Linked DNA regions of Homo sapiens: all the other regions are linked to region 1. Evidence: chromatin loops called from intact Hi-C (ENCODE). Cell type or tissue: heart right ventricle. All regions are shown on one strand. Each heading gives the region's core, and the rest is flanking DNA. Links, peaks and the distances in the headings are about the cores only.

What was found. A loop is a pair of places that touch in the nucleus more often than their neighbours do. Peaks named below come from ENCODE experiments on the same cell type or tissue, not always from the same donor. Only the 100,000 strongest peaks of a DNase experiment are listed, where the experiment ranks them.
Region 2: it touches region 1 in a loop (1.8-fold over the local background); 1 of 110 quality-filtered maps calls a loop at or near these places.
Region 3: a loop joins it to region 1, with 4 times the contacts of the local background. A loop is called at or near these places in 1 of 110 quality-filtered maps.

What each region holds. Positions count from the first base shown.
Region 1 is chr15:77,281,997-77,287,775 of GRCh38, reverse strand. PEAK1 (pseudopodium enriched atypical kinase 1) reads left to right here. Exons shown (of 10, transcript NM_001385026.1): 3 at 1,272-1,353; 4 at 2,721-2,818; 5 at 3,746-3,893. Among named protein-coding and RNA genes, the nearest start is that of LINC00597, 59 kb to the right of the region's middle. RefSeq lists an enhancer at 4,963-5,561. In heart right ventricle, for the core only: no CTCF peak of the experiment used is centred there; no DNase peak of the experiment used is centred there; H3K27ac peaks cover 733 bases.
Region 2 is chr15:77,332,534-77,338,312 of GRCh38, reverse strand. All of the region lies in intron 2 of PEAK1 (pseudopodium enriched atypical kinase 1), which reads left to right. Among named protein-coding and RNA genes, the nearest start is that of PEAK1, 85 kb to the left of the region's middle. In heart right ventricle, for the core only: no CTCF peak of the experiment used is centred there; a DNase peak (open chromatin) is centred at 2,772; H3K27ac peaks cover 1,424 bases.
Region 3 is chr15:77,221,935-77,227,713 of GRCh38, reverse strand. The region is part of intron 6 of PEAK1 (pseudopodium enriched atypical kinase 1); the gene reads left to right. It overlaps LINC00597 (long intergenic non-protein coding RNA 597), which reads left to right and starts at 2,310. Exons shown (of 1, transcript NR_026813.1): 1 at 2,310-3,821. In heart right ventricle, for the core only: no CTCF peak of the experiment used is centred there; no DNase peak of the experiment used is centred there; H3K27ac peaks cover 1,751 bases.

The DNA of each region.
Region 1 (5,779 bases), core at 1,072-5,071:
CGGTTTGGGATATATTGAGTTTTTGCCTATAGTACCTTCAGTTAGAAACATCCAACAAACAACTGGATGTAGGAGTCTGAGGCTCAGGTGAAAGGTTAGGATTCAGGGTTTTCATTTGAGTTCCTCCCAGTCCTGGAGGAATACAGAAAATGTGAGTAGAGTGTGAAGTGGGCAAAACACTGAACCCTAGGAGGAAAGGGAAAAAGAGGAACCCAAAAAGGAAACTGGGAAGGAAGAAGTTCTATGTCTTTGCCTAATTACTATTAAAAGGAGGACAACTTTATCCTTTTTGAATCACAATTTAAGCATTCTTGAATAGTAGGATATTATATAATGTTATGTAGTAGATAATAAACGTTTAAGTTTGCCACTTATTTGGTCAGCTGGAAAACATTTCATTTACTTGGAAATTGCGTTTTTATATTTTATCCATTTTCATTACTTGACAAATATTTTTTAATTCGTATCATTTCATGAGCTGCTATGTGCTAGGCACCATGAAGTCTCCTATTCTGGTTTTGTTTTAAGAATTACTCTGACCCGAAGGCACTGATTTACTGTAAATTTTGCATGGTCAGTCTTATGTGGATTAATATGGTAGTTGAACATCCTTCTCTTCCTGAGTACAGTGTGGCCCTTTTAATCTTTTTCATCTCTCTGGGTCACTATTTCTTCATTTTCTTAAGTCTGTTCATTTTTAGAAACTCAAGAACAGAGTCTGCCAACAGGTTTTAGAGATCTACAGGGTACATGACTGGGTTTCATGACTCAACTAAAATTATATGCAAGATATGATGCATATGTACACATTTTTATGAAGATGCAATTTATAGCTTCTTTTGGATTATCAAAGTTTTATATAACTCACCACTCACCTTCCACCCAAAAGGTTAAGAACTGTAGGAACCAGAAGTATTTTTGTGTAATGTATTATAATAAACTACACTGTTTCATGCAACCCCTGAATAGTGAAGTTATCTTTAGCAGAGGTACTGCTATTCTTTGAAAGTAATTTTTTGAAGTAAGGAACAAATTTATTTTAATGCACTATAATATATGTTTACTTTTTGGCTACTTAAGCCTATAATGTTTCTGTTGTATTAACCAATTAAAACACCTCTTAGTGATTTTATAGCTTAAAAATAAGTTCATCAAATAGAATAAGTAAGAGTTTGATTCTGCTTTATGGTGAATTAAAGAATGCTCAGTTTTAAAGAGTGATTCAAATGCCCTTTATTAATATATCTTCCCCACTTTGCATCTTCTAATAGGAAAAGAATACTTGAGATCCATTTGTAAGGAAAGAAAAGGAAGCAACAACATAATGCCCAGAGTTGGAGCCAATTAAACCAGGTTTGTACTTTTTCTTTCCATAATGTAACATGTTTATTCTGGTCTTAAATCTCTTTTATTAATCTCCTGTCTTATTTCAGCAAAAATCTAATAATTTTAAACCTTGCCATAGTAGTATGGAGGAGATAAAGGTGAATAAGACATGCTCTTTTCAAACTATTTGCAACTAATGCAAAAGAACAGAAATCATAACAGTCTCTGAGACCACAGTGCAATCAAATTAGAACTCAGGATTAAGAAACTCACTCAAAACCGCACAACCAAATGGAAACTGAACAGCCTGCTCCTGAATGACTACTGGGTAAATAACGAAATGAAGGCAGAAATAAAGATGTTCTTTGAAACCAAATGGTCTTTGAGAACAAAGATACAACATACCAGAATCTCTGGGACACATTTAAAGCAGTGTATAGAGGGAAATTTATAGCACTAGATGCCCACAAGAGAAAGCAGGAAAGATCTAAAATCAACACTCTAACATCGAAATTAAAAGAACTAGAGAAGCAATAACAAACAAATTCAAAAGCTAGCAGAAGACAAGAAATAACTAAGATCAGAGCAGAACTGAAGGAGGCAGAGACACGAAAAACCCTTCAAAAAATCAATGAATGCAGGAGCTGTTTTTTTGAAAAGATCAGCAAAATAGACCGCTAGCCAGACTAATGAAGAAAAGAGAGAAGAATCAAATAGATGCAATAAAAAAAAATGACATAGGGGATATCAAATGATTAGCAACTTAACTATGAATATGAAAGACAAAATTATAAACAGCTAGATAGCAATCTCATTTTAACATGGAAAGTTTTGTGAGGTTTGGTAAATTGCTTGAGGTCAGAAGCTCTTAAAGAGTTAAGTTGGGATTCAGACTCATATCTGCTGACTCCAAACCGTATTTGCCTTCCATTATGTCACAATGTTCCCTATTTTATTTAGGTTTAGTTGTTGTGCAACTGCTGATTATTGAAGTAGAGGGTGGAGGACATATGTATTTCATATAAGGAATTTACTTTCATTTAAGGAATTTATTTCATTTACTTTCTGATGAAGTAAAAAGGGGGAGAGTATTCTCTATTCCTCAAAAGTTTGGAAGATTAGAGATGGGAACTAACGTTTATAAGCACTTACTATGTGCTAGACACTATCGTAAGGACTTAACGTGAACTAACTTATTTAATTCACGACAGCCAGGTGACATACTAATCTTTAAAACAAAGAAATAAGCAAATTGTCCGAGATCACATAGCTAGTAAGTACCAAAAGCAGATTCAAAACCGTGTATTGGGAAAGGTTAGATAGGGTTTGTAAACCCATGTCTATTGACTTACTTTTTTTTTTTTTTTTGAGACGAGTCTCACTCTGTCGCCCAGGCTGGAGTGCGGTGGCGTGATCTTGGCTCACTGCAACCTCTGCCTTCCGGGTTCGAGTAATTCTCCTGCCTCAGCCTCCCAAGCAGCTGGGTCTACAGGTGCGTGCCACCACACCTGGCTAATTGTGTGTGTGTGTGTGTGTGTGTGTGTGTGTGTGTGTGTGTTTTAGTAGAGAAGATGGGGTTTCACCGTGTTAGCCAGGATGGTCTTGATCTCCTGACCTTGTAATCCGCCCACCTCGGCCTCCCAAAGTACTGGGATTACAGACTTGAGCCACCACACCCAGCTGACTTAAAATTTAATATTACACAAACCAAACAAATAGCTGGACAATTTAGTCTGAGCTCCTTTTGCTATTAGTGTCATTTGTAAGCATTCTTAATTCAACTATTAGCAGTTAAATCGCCTCACCAAAATAATATTTCCATCTTAACAAGCTTTTCATTGTAACCAGTTTGAAAAAGTAATTTAGGTTACATGATCCTATGGTGAAGAGAGATTTTAAATTCACAGAATAGTGAACAGCAACATATGATAGAAAGGACTTTGAGGTGGGGCTCAGATCTGGGTTCTTTCAATTCCCAGCTTTCCTACTGACTCATGTGCTCTACAAGTATCTTAACCTGTTTTCATACATTTTGTAAGGTGAGAAGATTGACTTCATTGTTCCATAAGTCCCTTACAGTAATACAGTTATCCTATCAGTAGATTTTTAAAATGTGCTTCACATGTGAATAGCTAAGAATTTTTGGTTGCGAGATAAGTCTTTAGAGATCACTTCATTGAATCCTGCCATGTGAAGATGGTGAGACTGAGACCTTCGCATTTGTATGGCACTGTAAACATTTCAAAGCTCTTTGCTCTTTACATACATTAATCTCATGTGAGCCTCATCACCATACTCTTGTGGGTTAAATATCATTCTCTTCATTGTTTACATGACCAGATTGAATTGGTCATATAGCTGGGCTAGACTAAGTGACTCTGTGACTCTCAACCAAGTTTATCATGTTTTCTTGCTTTAGTGAGACTAATTACATCCTTCAATGAAGTACCATTTTGTGAGAAAGTGAGAATTCAATGATTTATGAAAAAATCCAAGAAGGAGAAACAAACATTTTCTAATATGAAAGTAGTAATGACTACAGCTATATAAATAACAGTAACAAAGAGGTAAGGAAGTGGCAAGTAATAAGGTCTATGAGTTGATTTAATTTTGGTTTTCATTTATTCCTGGATTAAGAATAAGCATAATTGACTTTTAATATCCTTGTGTTTATCAACCACATACGTTATCCTGACTAATGCAAAGAGAAATCATACTTTATAATAAAGTATTCATAAATTGTAGGTGAGCTAAGGAAAATTTCAGTTAATTTAAAAGGATACTTTGAAAATGAATAAATAAGCATGGGAAGCTAAGCTGTACGTAAAATTAATTATTTCATTGCCTTTATTGAAGTGGGTTTTCTTTTTTATTTCCACTTTGTAGTTGTAGAGCTACAACTGTGTAACTTTTTAGTATTTTTTTAATTGGAAAGAAAATAATTTTAAAACTAGTATGTGGGTATGAGCAGTTTTTCTTGTACAATTTTTTTTTCTAAATTGTCTTTCCTTTAAAAGAAACTGACTTTCTAGACCACATGGTATGATGGTGCTTTCTCTGCAGATATGAAAATTTGATCATTAATACAATCTCCAGTTGTTCTATATTAAAAAGTGTTTTTTAAGATGATTAACTGCATGTTTTCTGTAGAACTAATAAAAGAAAGGAGGATCTCCCAGATGGTTCTAATCAAATAAGGAAAACAGCAAAGGATGGAGTTGATATACAACAAAATTTGAAAGCAACATTTTGAGATTTGACTTATTTTAGAGAAGAAAAATGTATTATGTCCTTTCTGAAGTCTGTTTTTCTTAAGAGTCCATTATAAGATTCTCTTGCCCAGCTGCTGATGTTCTTTCCTGATGCCCTGCCCTACAGAGCTCCACCTCTTATTGCGTACCCATTTTCATGCCATCACAGATCCATGGAATTCAAAATGATATTTGATACAGACTTGAATAGAGCTAGTTTTTAATTCTCAGCTCTATGTATGACTTCAAAACATATGCAAAGGTTTTTTTTACAGCCACTTTTTAATGGTGCCTTAAAGGAAAAGATGAAGAGGACCCTTCATAGTAATTAATTTTTTGGTTTTTGTTTTGAGATAACTCAGGAGCTAGTTTCCTGGAAACTTCAAACTCCTAACACAGTTTCATTAAATTTTACCTATTATAATATGATTGTGTCTTGCTAACCCAGACTGTAGTCATTTTAAGGACTACTGTTAGTTTCTCATTGGCCCATTGTGATTTAGTGTTCATAAAAAAGTTATGACATTTAACTGAGGGTTTGGAATTTTTCAAGATGACTGGGCTTTTTCCTGTGATTTGTGAGTTTCTCTTGTTTGGCTTTAGGCTTAAAGAATTCCTGATCTAGAGTCAACTGCAAGCAAGCCAGGCTTCCAGGCTGGTGTCCCATTCTTATTAAAGCATTCCCTTTGTACACGTGGATGGCCTTGTGATTCAGAAGGCATGGTTTTAATACACAAAGCCTTTTAACTTTTTAAACTATTTCAATAAAGAAATTGCTGAAACAGTAAATTTTTTTTAATGAGTCATGTTGACAAATTCGTTAGCATTAAATTAAGTGTTTTTCCTAGCCATTGATTATTTAGTTTTAATGTAGATTTATTTCTATGTAGTCTGCTTTCTGTGCCAGGATATTTTCTAAAAATGAGATAAGTTCTTAGATGTATGGAAATTCGAGGAACTCTTTGATGTCATATTCAGTAAACCTCAGGATGGCAATAAGGGAAATATGGAGCTGTTGATTTGTGTGTATATGTATGTATGTGTATATTTGGGTGTGTGATCTAAACACACAGGAAATAAATTTGATTTATAGCTTCCTTCTTGACCAAGTTATTTTAAAGTTTAACATGGTGATAGAATTATATGGAAATATTGATTGGTTTTTTCTTTTGTAAGTGTATTGCTGCTTAGCAATTAAATGA
Region 2 (5,779 bases), core at 1,237-5,236, 50 kb before region 1:
GCTTGGGATGGGATGAGTTGAACCTAATTATTTATGCTGATGAATGCAGCAAGTTTCATCCAGCAAAAGCAGATGTTTGCAGAATCTTCTGTGGCCTAAATTAAATCTGAACCATACAGGATTGCAGTCTTTAGAGAAGGCTACTCCCATTGTCTGCTGTATTAATTGTCCATGCTAATCTGTCACTGCTGATTTGATTATCATTGCTTATTTACCCTTTCATTGGTATACAGTTTGAGTCCAATAGCTAAAAAAGCTCAAATTTTTACTGCTTTACACATTTGAAAAATAATGACCTCTTTTTACCTCAAGATAATTTATTATAGGTTCCAGAAAGTGGTATGATGGTACTTCCAATTCAGATTATTTTTTTCTATCAGCACCCCCAAATTATTGACAGATTTAGCTGTAATTTAATGAGAACAGACTAATATGACAAGGGAATTGATTTTTTTCTTAAGTCCTTGCTCTTCTTAGCTCTATTGCATGAAACGCTAAAGTAGCGTTTTCCATTCTGTCTTCCTCAAGTATAAAATGTGTTCCAGATTTTGTCTCCCCAGCTCTTCTTCTAGTGACACTATGTTCATAACTGTGCTATAATAATAAAGGGTTACTGACAAATGACTTTTCCGGGTTAATTTTTTGCATATGCCATGGTTTTAGATTTCATCTCATTCATGGGAATTAATCCATGGTAAAGGTTTTGTAGCATATCTCTGAGGTAAGTGAAAGTTAAAAATTCTGTTGGTGTGGAATCTCTGCCAGACTACATCTTATCTTCTGTTTGGTATTTTGTGTTCAGGATCTTTGTATGTCAGGATGATGAATTCAGATTAATCTCTGGATGATGTTACAGACCTATTAATTTCAGAGAAATCATCAAATTCTTAGTTTGATCATGTAGTTACTTTACATTATTATAATCTTCAATGATTATTTCTTGATTTTTAAAATAAATATTCACTGATGGTTTCTCCTCTCAAATAAATGAAATACCATTCCTGGCACCTTTCAAAATAAACTTCTTGTCTTGGCATACTTAGAACCTTTTTTTTTTCCCTAGTGGAGCTTTCATGTCTGTATTATCTTGTCTTGGCTGAGTTTATTTGGACTTCTTTTACTCCTCTACCTGCTTCTCAAACTTCATGGGCACAGGTAGGTTATAATGATGCTTCTTACTGTTGGCATCTTGAGGGCTAGCCCCGCATCTTGATTGGTTACTTTGTTGTCTTCTCTTTTTCCTATCTTTACTCATTCTGTTTCCTCCATAAACACCTACTATAATCTAGTTAATTTATGTCTTTGGATATTTCTATATCTTTGGAAAATATTATATAGTGTTTAGTACATATATATATAGGTTATTAATTTTCACAAATGGCCTTGGTCTGTACATCCCATTTTATTCTTTTTTTTTTTCATTTAGCCCTATATTTAAACAATCTATTTTTGTTGCTATATGCAATTCTGGTTCATTACTTCTGACTGCTATACAGTATTATATCATGTACACACTCTTATCCATGTATACTGTGTATTTGTCTTATTTATACATTTTTCTGATGGCACTTGGGTGTATTCAACTCCATGTGCCATTAATAATGTTGCAGTGATAATCTTCATTTTATTTTATAGAGGTATATAATCAAGAATGTGATTGATCTGTTGTTGGATGTCCATTATTAAGTTCACCAGGTATTGCCAGATTGCTCTGTAGGATGACTAGATAGTTTTTACTGCTTTGAGCAGTGCATGAGGATTCACAGACTCTATATTTCATGTGGGCAACAAGCAACAAGCAACTGAAGAGCTGCTTTTATAGACATGATTAGCAAACGGCCAAATTATTTATGTGTGAATAATATAAAACCAAAGTAGGTTACCATTAACCCCTCACTCAGAAGGGACTCCTGAGTGGAAAAGCTGCCTTGGTTCCTAGTAAACGTCTCTATAATGAGAGCTTTTTGGTGAGAGAATATGAGGGTGAGCCCTCGTTGCAAGTAACTCTGCCTACCAGCCATGTGGACAGTTTAGTTCTGCAAGATGTAAATGATTAGATTCTTTGTGCCCATTGTGGTTCTTGGAATGCAAACATGAATGAGGCTGATTCTCTGCCCCTGAAGCTCTGTGGTTGTAGAACAAGTAGGTGCAGGTCTTGTGCTCATCTGTCTTTTGGAGAGACCCCTTTGCTTCATCTCAGAGAAGTTGGCACTCACTGTTTAGTCTTTCATAGCAGTCTTTTAATGGCACTGTTATTCTTGTTATCTTACCTTCAAAAATTAAGACACAGAGATACCTGGGTCTATTAACTCTGACCATTTGGAGTCCTACTAGTCCATCATTATACCTAACCTGGTAAAAGATTTCCCAGAAAGAGATAGGTGTTCTTATTGTGGCATTTGTTTCCTGAAGTGCAATGATTGGGGTGGGAAGGATGGCATGTTGTCAAGTCTCTTTGAATTGGTAAAATGGAGATTGGAAACCATTACCTAGAAGCATGGATTAATTAAAAGTAGTGAGAGGGCTGTGTACAGTGACTCACACCTGTAATCTGAGCACTTTGGGAGGCTGAAGTGGGAGGATTATTTGAGGTCAGTAGTTTGAGACCAGCCTGGGCAACATGGGTCAGCCTGGGCAAGACCCTGTCTTTACAACAGCAGCAAAAAATTAGCTGCATGTGGTAGTGCACGCCTGTAGTCCTAGATACTCAGGAGGCTGTGTCAGGCGGTTCGCTTAAGCCCAGACTTCATGGCTGCAGTGAGCTATGATCATGTCACTGTGATCCAACCTGGGCAACAAGCCAGACCCTGTCTCTTGAAACAAAGTAGTAAGCATCAACGTGATGTATAGTGATAAGAATACAGACAACAGTATTGGGCAAAATAGCAGAAAAAAAAGTTTCCTATCTTCACCCATCTAAATTTCCATTAAAAAGACCACTAGATACATAGATGAATGGGAAAAACACTGCATGTGTATTAGAAGCTAGAGCTTAATGCCACTCATGCCAGAAAACCCAGAATAATCTTTGTTAGGCAGCATTGCTTATGGTCCTGGAATGAAAGAAGTAATTGAGGAGGAGCCCCTGAAGGAGAATCTTTCTGAGAGAGGACTCTTAAGTTGGGAGGGACAGTAAACTTAATGCATGTTCCTACAAAGCACAGTGTTTAAATCCCTCTCTTGGCTCTTTGACCAGAAGCATTTGTGAACACTGTTTATAGATCTAGAGTTTGCTTATAGCACCTCCCTAGAAGAAACCTGTCCACATAGGTGGCCTAGTCACTAAGTTCCCAGCTACCAACCCTCCTGCCTCAAACCCTGTTCAGATTGCTGGATAGCTCAACTAGCAATCTGTTGAGATTTGTGTTCTCAAAAAGGTTTAGTCATTAAACCTGGGGAAGCTGGATATCAGTAATAAAAAGGAAGCAATCTGACAGGATTCTGAAGGCATGAAAATACAGTTGCCAAATTAAAATCTCTGGATGCAGTGAATAGCAAATTAGACACTACAAAAATAAATCAAAATGACAAAATAAGACAAAAGGAAGACAGGTCAGGAGATAAAATGTATTGTACAAACAGCAAGAATATCAGAAAGAGAGAGATGTAGCACACACATTGTTAAAAAAATAGATGGAAATGATGCTGATCCAAAAGTAATACAAATAAAAATATGAAAATATTTCCTGCTGGACTTTTCGTAATTGTAGGCATTTATGCTAGAGACAATATGAAAGGAACCGAGTTGATGGAGGTATAGAGAACCAACCCATAAATTCTCGCATGAAAGAGCAAACTGCCTGGGTCGTGAGTGGAAGAGATGCTGAATAAATCTGACTAAATCTCCTCTACTTCTCGGAAACAAGGATAAGCAGGTACAAGTAGAAGCCTGGCAAGATGGGAGACCTTCATCTGGAAAATATTTCTTCTTCCTGGAATAATAAAAGGCCTTCCTTCTGGTGTCAGGACCAGAAACACTACATGGTTGGGCAGTCATTTCAAAAGAGAAGACAGCATTACTATTATGCACAAGTGATCTACCAGAAAATCTAGGAAAATTACCTGAAAGCCTATTTGAACTAAAATTATGTGGTTAGTTACGTCTAAATGTACTGAAGTCAGTACTTTCTCAATATTCAAGGAATACCTAGTTGGAAACTACAATGGAGAAAAAAAATCTCTTAAGTATTTAGAAACGATAAAACAAGTACAAATTATTTTTTAAAAACCTTACAGGATAACATAAAGAGAGTTGAATAAGTACAGAGATTAAACATGTTTCTAATAAGCAGGACTCAGTCTTATATTAATTCTTCCCAAATCTATGAATTTGATGCAATTCTAATCAAAATCTAATTAACATTTTTGATTCAGAAGTGGGATGAAATAGGGAAATTTAACAAAATTGGTCTGAAATTGTTGTAGAATAAGTTTAAAAGAAAATTTTTGAAGGAGTAGCATTATGAAGTTGGAATTGCACCACCATATATTAGAAGATTTTTATAAATCTGCAATGATTAAAACCATATGATATTGACTAAGAATGGAACAAGGTAGAGTCCTAAAATAATACAGATTAATGTATGATAGTGAAGCCATTTCAATTCATTAGGAGAATGAATTAGTAAACAAAAGTGGTAAGAATATTGACTTAAAATTATCACAAGAATATAAAACTAGAGTTGTACTTCATGCCATGAGCTAAGATTTCAGATGGTTAAAATAATGAAAACATTTTAAAATAGAATAAAAACATAAGGAAATGTGTGTGTGTAAATATATAATCAAGTAGTGGAGAAATTATTTTCTATTTTTAATGTTTAAGAAAATATTTATTCTTAGATAAGCTTATATAGTTGTTAGAGAAAAGAAATATACAAGCAAAAAGAAGAAAAAATACCCAGACTTCTACTCAGTTAGAAACCACAAAACCACCATTGGTTTCTAACTTGATAGCATGTTGGTTGTATATAGAAGTGCTCTTCTAAATGCAAAATTAAACAAATAATAACACACAAAAAGTGATTGAATCCGGCACAGTGGCTCGTGCCTGTAATCCCAGCACTTTAGGAGGCTGAGAAAGGAGGATGGCTTGAGCCTAGGAGTTCAAGACCAGCCTGAGCAATAAAGTGAGACCTCTTTGCTATAAATAAATAAATAAATAAATAAAGTGTTTTAGTTGCACAAAAAATTATGTATCAAATACCATCAACAAAATTGAAAGGCAAATGTCAAATATGAAGGAATATTTATGCCATGTGATAAAAATTTAACACCTTTAATGTATGAAGAGCACTTATAAGTCAATAAGAAATGAATGCCTGAATAGGAAAAGGAGCAGTCATGAATAGGGCAGTTTGTCATGGAAAACAAAATCAACCAATAAATGTGGGAAAGCATCATCAATCTCATTAGTAAACAAAGAAATGGATAATAAAACAATAAGGTACCATTAAAAAAAATGAAGTGCCTTTTAAAATCTACTGATAAATGTGGGAAAGCATCCTCAAACTCATTAGTAAACAAAGAAATGGAAAATAATAAGGTACCGTTAAAAAAAAATGAAGTACCTTTTAAAATCTACCAGATTGGTAAAGCTTTTAAAAATGATAATGCCACCATGGGACAGGGTGCTTGGAAACAACCACTGTCCATTAACTAATAAAATTTATATTTTCCTCTAACTTTCCTATTATTTATTTATTTATTTTTTGAGACTCAGTCTTGCTCTGTTGCCCAGCCTGGAGTGCAGTGGTGCAATCTTGGCTCACTGCAACCT
Region 3 (5,779 bases), core at 1,140-5,139, 60 kb after region 1:
ATTTTCTTAAGAGAAAAATATATTTACTAGAAAAATTATTAAATCATAGGACTTTTTTCTTATTTATTCTCTGCAGCAAAACAGCATAAAACATTTTGGAGATGGTTGTATCTAAAGTGTTTAAATCTCATTTCTATAAATTGTAAACTTCTGAAGATTAAGCCCAGAACTCTTCTAAATTGTTGTTTTCTGTATATTTATTTGGTTTTATTCTTCTTGGTCTAATCCTAAGTATGTGCTATATTAATATATTAGAGCAATATTGCTCTTACTTCTACTTTTCCTGTCTGTATGTTGTTCATTTTCATATTATGGGTAGAAAACCATCAGCCCCTGTTTGATCTTCCTACTATAGTCAATGTGCCTCTGTGTTACTTATACTACTCCACCCCCCTTATTTGTTTAGGGATATCATGTATTAGAAAATGGGATGATTTAATGGATGCCTACAAAATATGTAATAAGAATGGTAAATTTGCTGAAAAACAAGTAATTACAAAATGATAAACTTATTCTAGATTGCCATTTTTGTTTTTCCAGTCTAGTAATAAATACAAGTTCTCTTCCTTTGATATACATCAGAAGTACCTGAACTGTTTCAGATGTTTGAGCCCCCTCTCAGACCTGCTGGCTTAGGATCTATGGGAATGCAACTCATGCATCTGTATTTTAATAAAGATTACAGATGATTGTGACAGGCACTAAAGGTTGAGGACAACTGCCATATAGTAAAATAGAATTGTAGACTCTGGAGCTAGATAGATCTAAGTCCAGAGTTCAGACATACCATGATCTAAGTGTATGATCCAGTCCTAGGTCTATGAGCAAATCACGAAATCTCTCTGAACTTCAGTTTCCTTGTCTATAAAATAGGGGTGGTAATACGTTATAAGGAAGTAGAGGGATTAAAGGAAACAGTAGATAAAAAGTGCCTGGCATATGTTAAGTGGTAACTATTGTTATTCTGGTAGCATGACATTATCCTCAGTTTTCATCTTGACTTATGAAGAGTGAGGTGTTTCTCACAGTAGCTCTTTTCTGCATCCAGAAGAGTATGCAGAACTTCTCAAGCTATCTTTTCGTGAGACAGATTTATTTTGGGCTTTGAACTTTCCTCCAAGTTTTTATTTGGACTATTCAGAAAATAGTGTCAGAGAAAATACATGGCATCTCGGTTTTCAAATTCCACAACACTCTCTGGAGTGGCTAATTATTTCTGGACCCTGTTACAAAGTTATTCATTGTCTTATGTTAAGAACAGATATACTGGTATATCATGAACTTGGGACATAAACTTACTAGTTGCAAAACCATAGAACAATGGATTTTTGTCAGTGAAACATATGAATACCTAATTCGTTATCATGGCAACTTCATCTTTATATGTTTATGTTGTCAGTGTCTGGATTTGTAAATGATAATGTTTCAGATTTTCTTTTCAAACATCTCAGATCAAATATCAAAGACAGGGTTTTTTTTTTTTCTTGAAATATCTTTAGAATGTTTAACTGATAATGTAATGCAAAAAGCCACAAGAGAAAAGAGAACTATTGTTCTGTTTCCTGGTAATGGTCTTTCCTGTCTGTATTACATTACACACATATATATGTGTGTATGTGTGTGTAATATATATATATATATATATATATATATATATATATATATATATCCCTTTATTTTCAGTTGCTGTGACTGACAGAATTAAAAAGAAAGCATTGATTTTTTTTTCTTGGTTAAGGATCGATTAAATACTTAGAGCGTAATGCTCAGCATAAACATTTCATTTACATGAACTTTGCCTAGCATTTAACAAGACTATGGCTAGCTGCATTCTCTTATGAAATACACATTCACAATATCTTCTCAGTGAAGGGGCCATTTCTTTATGACTGTGTGTTTCGTCATATATTGAAAAACAGAGAGTATATTAACTATTTCAAATGTAAACATTACGAGTGTTAGAGATTACATAACTTCATGCTTGGTGTACCCTTTCTACTTCTTTCTAGAATTGTCATATATATATATATATATATATATATATATAAATTATACACACACACACACACACACACACACACACATCTGTAGAAAGTCTTGCTCAGATTTCACCATTGCTTACTTCTGGACCAGAACACCTTATAGGAAAATTTCATGTCACAACTATTTTTAAGCAGAAACTGCAGCAGATGAGGATATAAATAGATGGAAACAGTTTTAACCACCTATATCTTTATCGATCTTTGACTCCAAGCAGTTGCAAGCTTGGCATTATGGTTTATCTGAAAAACTATTCTAGTATAGCACCAGTTAATGAAATAAATTGTCTGCTATATATAGGTTTTGTGTGAACATACAAATGAAATGTACTGTCTCAGAATAATGTGGTTGGGGAAATATCTGGAGACAAATACAATGCAATTGCAACATAACAGTTACACACCAGACTCTTAACAGGAATAATGTAGTGTGATACTTGAAAGCCTAAACTCTGAAATGAGATTGCCTGAGCTGAGATCTCAATTCCTCTAACTATGTAACCCTGGGCAAGTTACTTCAAAGTGCCTCCGTTTTCTTCTCTGCAAAATAACCATTGATTTGAAATGTGGAGGATTTTGAAACCTAAGCTAAGAAATGTGGGTTTGATATGCTGAAAAATAGGGAGCTACTTAAAATTTTTGAACAAGCAAGTCACATGATGAAATTAATTGAGGAACATTGTATTTGTGATTGCATATGGATGGAGTGGGAGGACCTAGAGGCAAAGACATTAGATAGGAGACCACCAGAACAAACTAGACGTGAAAGGTGCAGCTGTGGAAATGGAAAGAGATGGGCAAAACCAAAAATCACCACAGAGAAAAAAAATCATCCAGATTTCATGATAGATTGGATGTATTTTGAAACACCTCTCTCCATACAAATGAAATAATTCAGCAAAATTCTAGAAAATGCTGGTGTAGGAGCTCAGTGGAAATCTCCCGTAAGTGCTGTGAGAAATTATAAATTCTGGGGACTCCAGCTGATACAGTGTGCATTCACTTACAGCTTCCTTTGCCCCTTTGTACACTAGAGCACAACAGGAAATATTGGCTTATCTCTGTAGGAAGTGTCTCTATAGGAGTTGCTTACTGAACTGAATATCTTTGTTTAGAACTAATTGACCTTTCTAAAACAGCATTTTTAAAGAGCTTACTCAAATAAGGCAGACTTTAACCATCTGATAAGTCAGAGACAAATCAGCCCTCTTCTAAGCAAGGTTGACAGTCAGTGCAAGAGAAAAGAAAGCACAGAAAGAAAGGCACCATCAGACAAAAGAACAGTGTATTAGTAAAAACCAGATAATTAAGAAAATTTTATTTAATGTGAACATTGAATTCTAACACAAATCCTTTTCCTGCATTATGATAGTATCTGTGTGAACCAACCTTTTTTCAGCCCTTTTTGTTATGGAATGTTAAGAATGTTAGTTTACAAGGTTATAAAGTAGAAGAGTCTAATTAGAAACCAGAAAATATCTCAGTCTTTTGGTCTGAATTTGTTTTCCTTTGGTTAGATTCTTAAAGTAGAAAAAAAAAAACTACTACTTATTTTGTAAACATTTTGAGGATTTTGATTCAGATATTTTAAATTATTATGAGAGATAAAGAATAACCCTGTCCAAAAAAGTAAGAAAATGAATAAAATTTGTTTAAAAGAGGATTCTCTTAAAATATAACCAAAGGGACAGATTTTGACAGCAGTCTTCATTGTTGTTCCATATGAGTGTTTTCTAAACCTAACAGATGTAAGCAATAAATAAGTAAAAAAAAAAAAAAAAAAAAAAATCTCTCAAATGAGGCTATTGGTTTCCTTCAAAATTAACTCATCATCTGGTCAGATATTTCCAGAAATTGTTTTTAACTATCTGGCAGAGCTACTGTTTTCAGTGAAGAGAGGGATCCAACAGTGATTTGATGTTTTAGTTTATATAACAGGACAGTGGTAGTATCATCAATCACTTAGCAGATTTAATTAAGTATTCTCTCTATGGTCAAATGCATTACCATTCTTCCCACTAGTCTAATAGTTTGAGTATTGGCTTGCTATTTAAGAGAAGTAAGTTATTTTTACAAGACCTTTTGTCTTGACAAAATAATCCATAACTCCTTTCCACTAGCCACAGTATTAGAGACTACTGTCGACACACACACAAATGTGTTTTGTGGGGTAATATCCAGATTGCTTGCTATGATAGTTAAATCATGTGGAAAACCTTGAATTTTGATGAAGACAGCTCTTGCTTACAAATGCATTTTATCCCCACAAAACATATCTTGGCTCTGATTACTCTAAGGTAAAACTCTACTAAACATGTGCTGCTGCTTTGCTTGTACTTGGGTGGAAGCTATGAGTGAGTGAGTGAAAGGTGCAAATGAAACTAAGTTCTTACCAGGTAGAACTGAAATAATAGAATACTGACTTCCAAGTTTGCTTCAAAAGGGCTCTTAGCAAGTGAATTCACAATTTACAGTATTAATCAAATGAGGGAAATGCATTAGAATATCTTGTTTCTGGAAGCTTTGTTGGCTATAGGCTAATTTCTAGCTCTTTAGACCAGTTTTGGCCGTCATTTAGTCACTAGTGACTTAATTATAATTAAAATTATTGCTTCTCAAATTTTCATATACATACTAAAGCATGGACTGATTCTAAATCTGGAGTGGGGCCTGAGACACTGCATTTCTAACAAGCTCGCAGGTATTACCAATGCTGCTAGTTCGTGGACTGTATTTTGAGTGGCAGAAGTCTAAAGAGTTGTCCTTGTTACCTGTGTCACCTGTCTTCTTACTCTGTTTGACTTTTTGCCTGTAAGATTAAATCTGTTTGCGCTTTATTTTGCCATTTTGAACTATTTCATAATGCTATGCTTTCTATGGCAAAGAAAATAGCCTCTGGAAGACATGCCCTTTTATTAGTGGGAGCTCCATGCTTTCTCTGGAGTTCCAGCAGGCTTTGTCTGGAGTTTGTCCAGAGGGCTATAGTGAAGGGACCCAGAAGAGCCTTTCATTGTTTCTGCTTGCAAGAAAAATCAATCACCAAGACCAGTTGATTAACAGAGATTTTCCCACTTAACTATCATTATGTGAAAGGAGTGTGGATTCTGCAGTAGAACCTGTGTGACCTTGGTCAAGTTACTTAATTTATTTGACTCTCAATTCCTTAGTCTATAAAATCAAAATAAAATGAAAATTCCTTAGTCTGTAAAATGCATAAGATCATTGGGATAATTAGTGATTAGCAGTAATATATATGAAACACTTGGATAGTATACTGTCTGCATTATAGTAGGCATTTAATAGTTAATAACAAACATCCTTGTCACTGAGTGGAATGAAACAAGCATTAAAAACTGTTTAATTTTCTCAGTGTGAGGCATTTCATTTGTAAGGCAGCAAACAAGAAGAGAGAAAGAAGGAGAAACAAATTTTGTGATTTGTTTTCTATGAAAGAAAAAGGTTAAATGTATGTTTTCATTTTTTTATGTTTCTACTTCATGTTTTAAAAAATTATTCATTAGTTTCCTTTGGAAAACTTGGGTCAAATCATTCTTCTGAATGTCCATTAGAATTCCTGTGATTCAGAAAAATTTTAGATCCTCAACTTTATTTTGAAAAAGAAAAAAAAAGAATTAATTCCATTCCATCCTAACTCACCTGAATTTTTGAGGCCAAGATATGCCCCAGTAGTGACATTCTTACTGTACTCTTTTACTGAGTATAGTATAGAGGAGAATCAT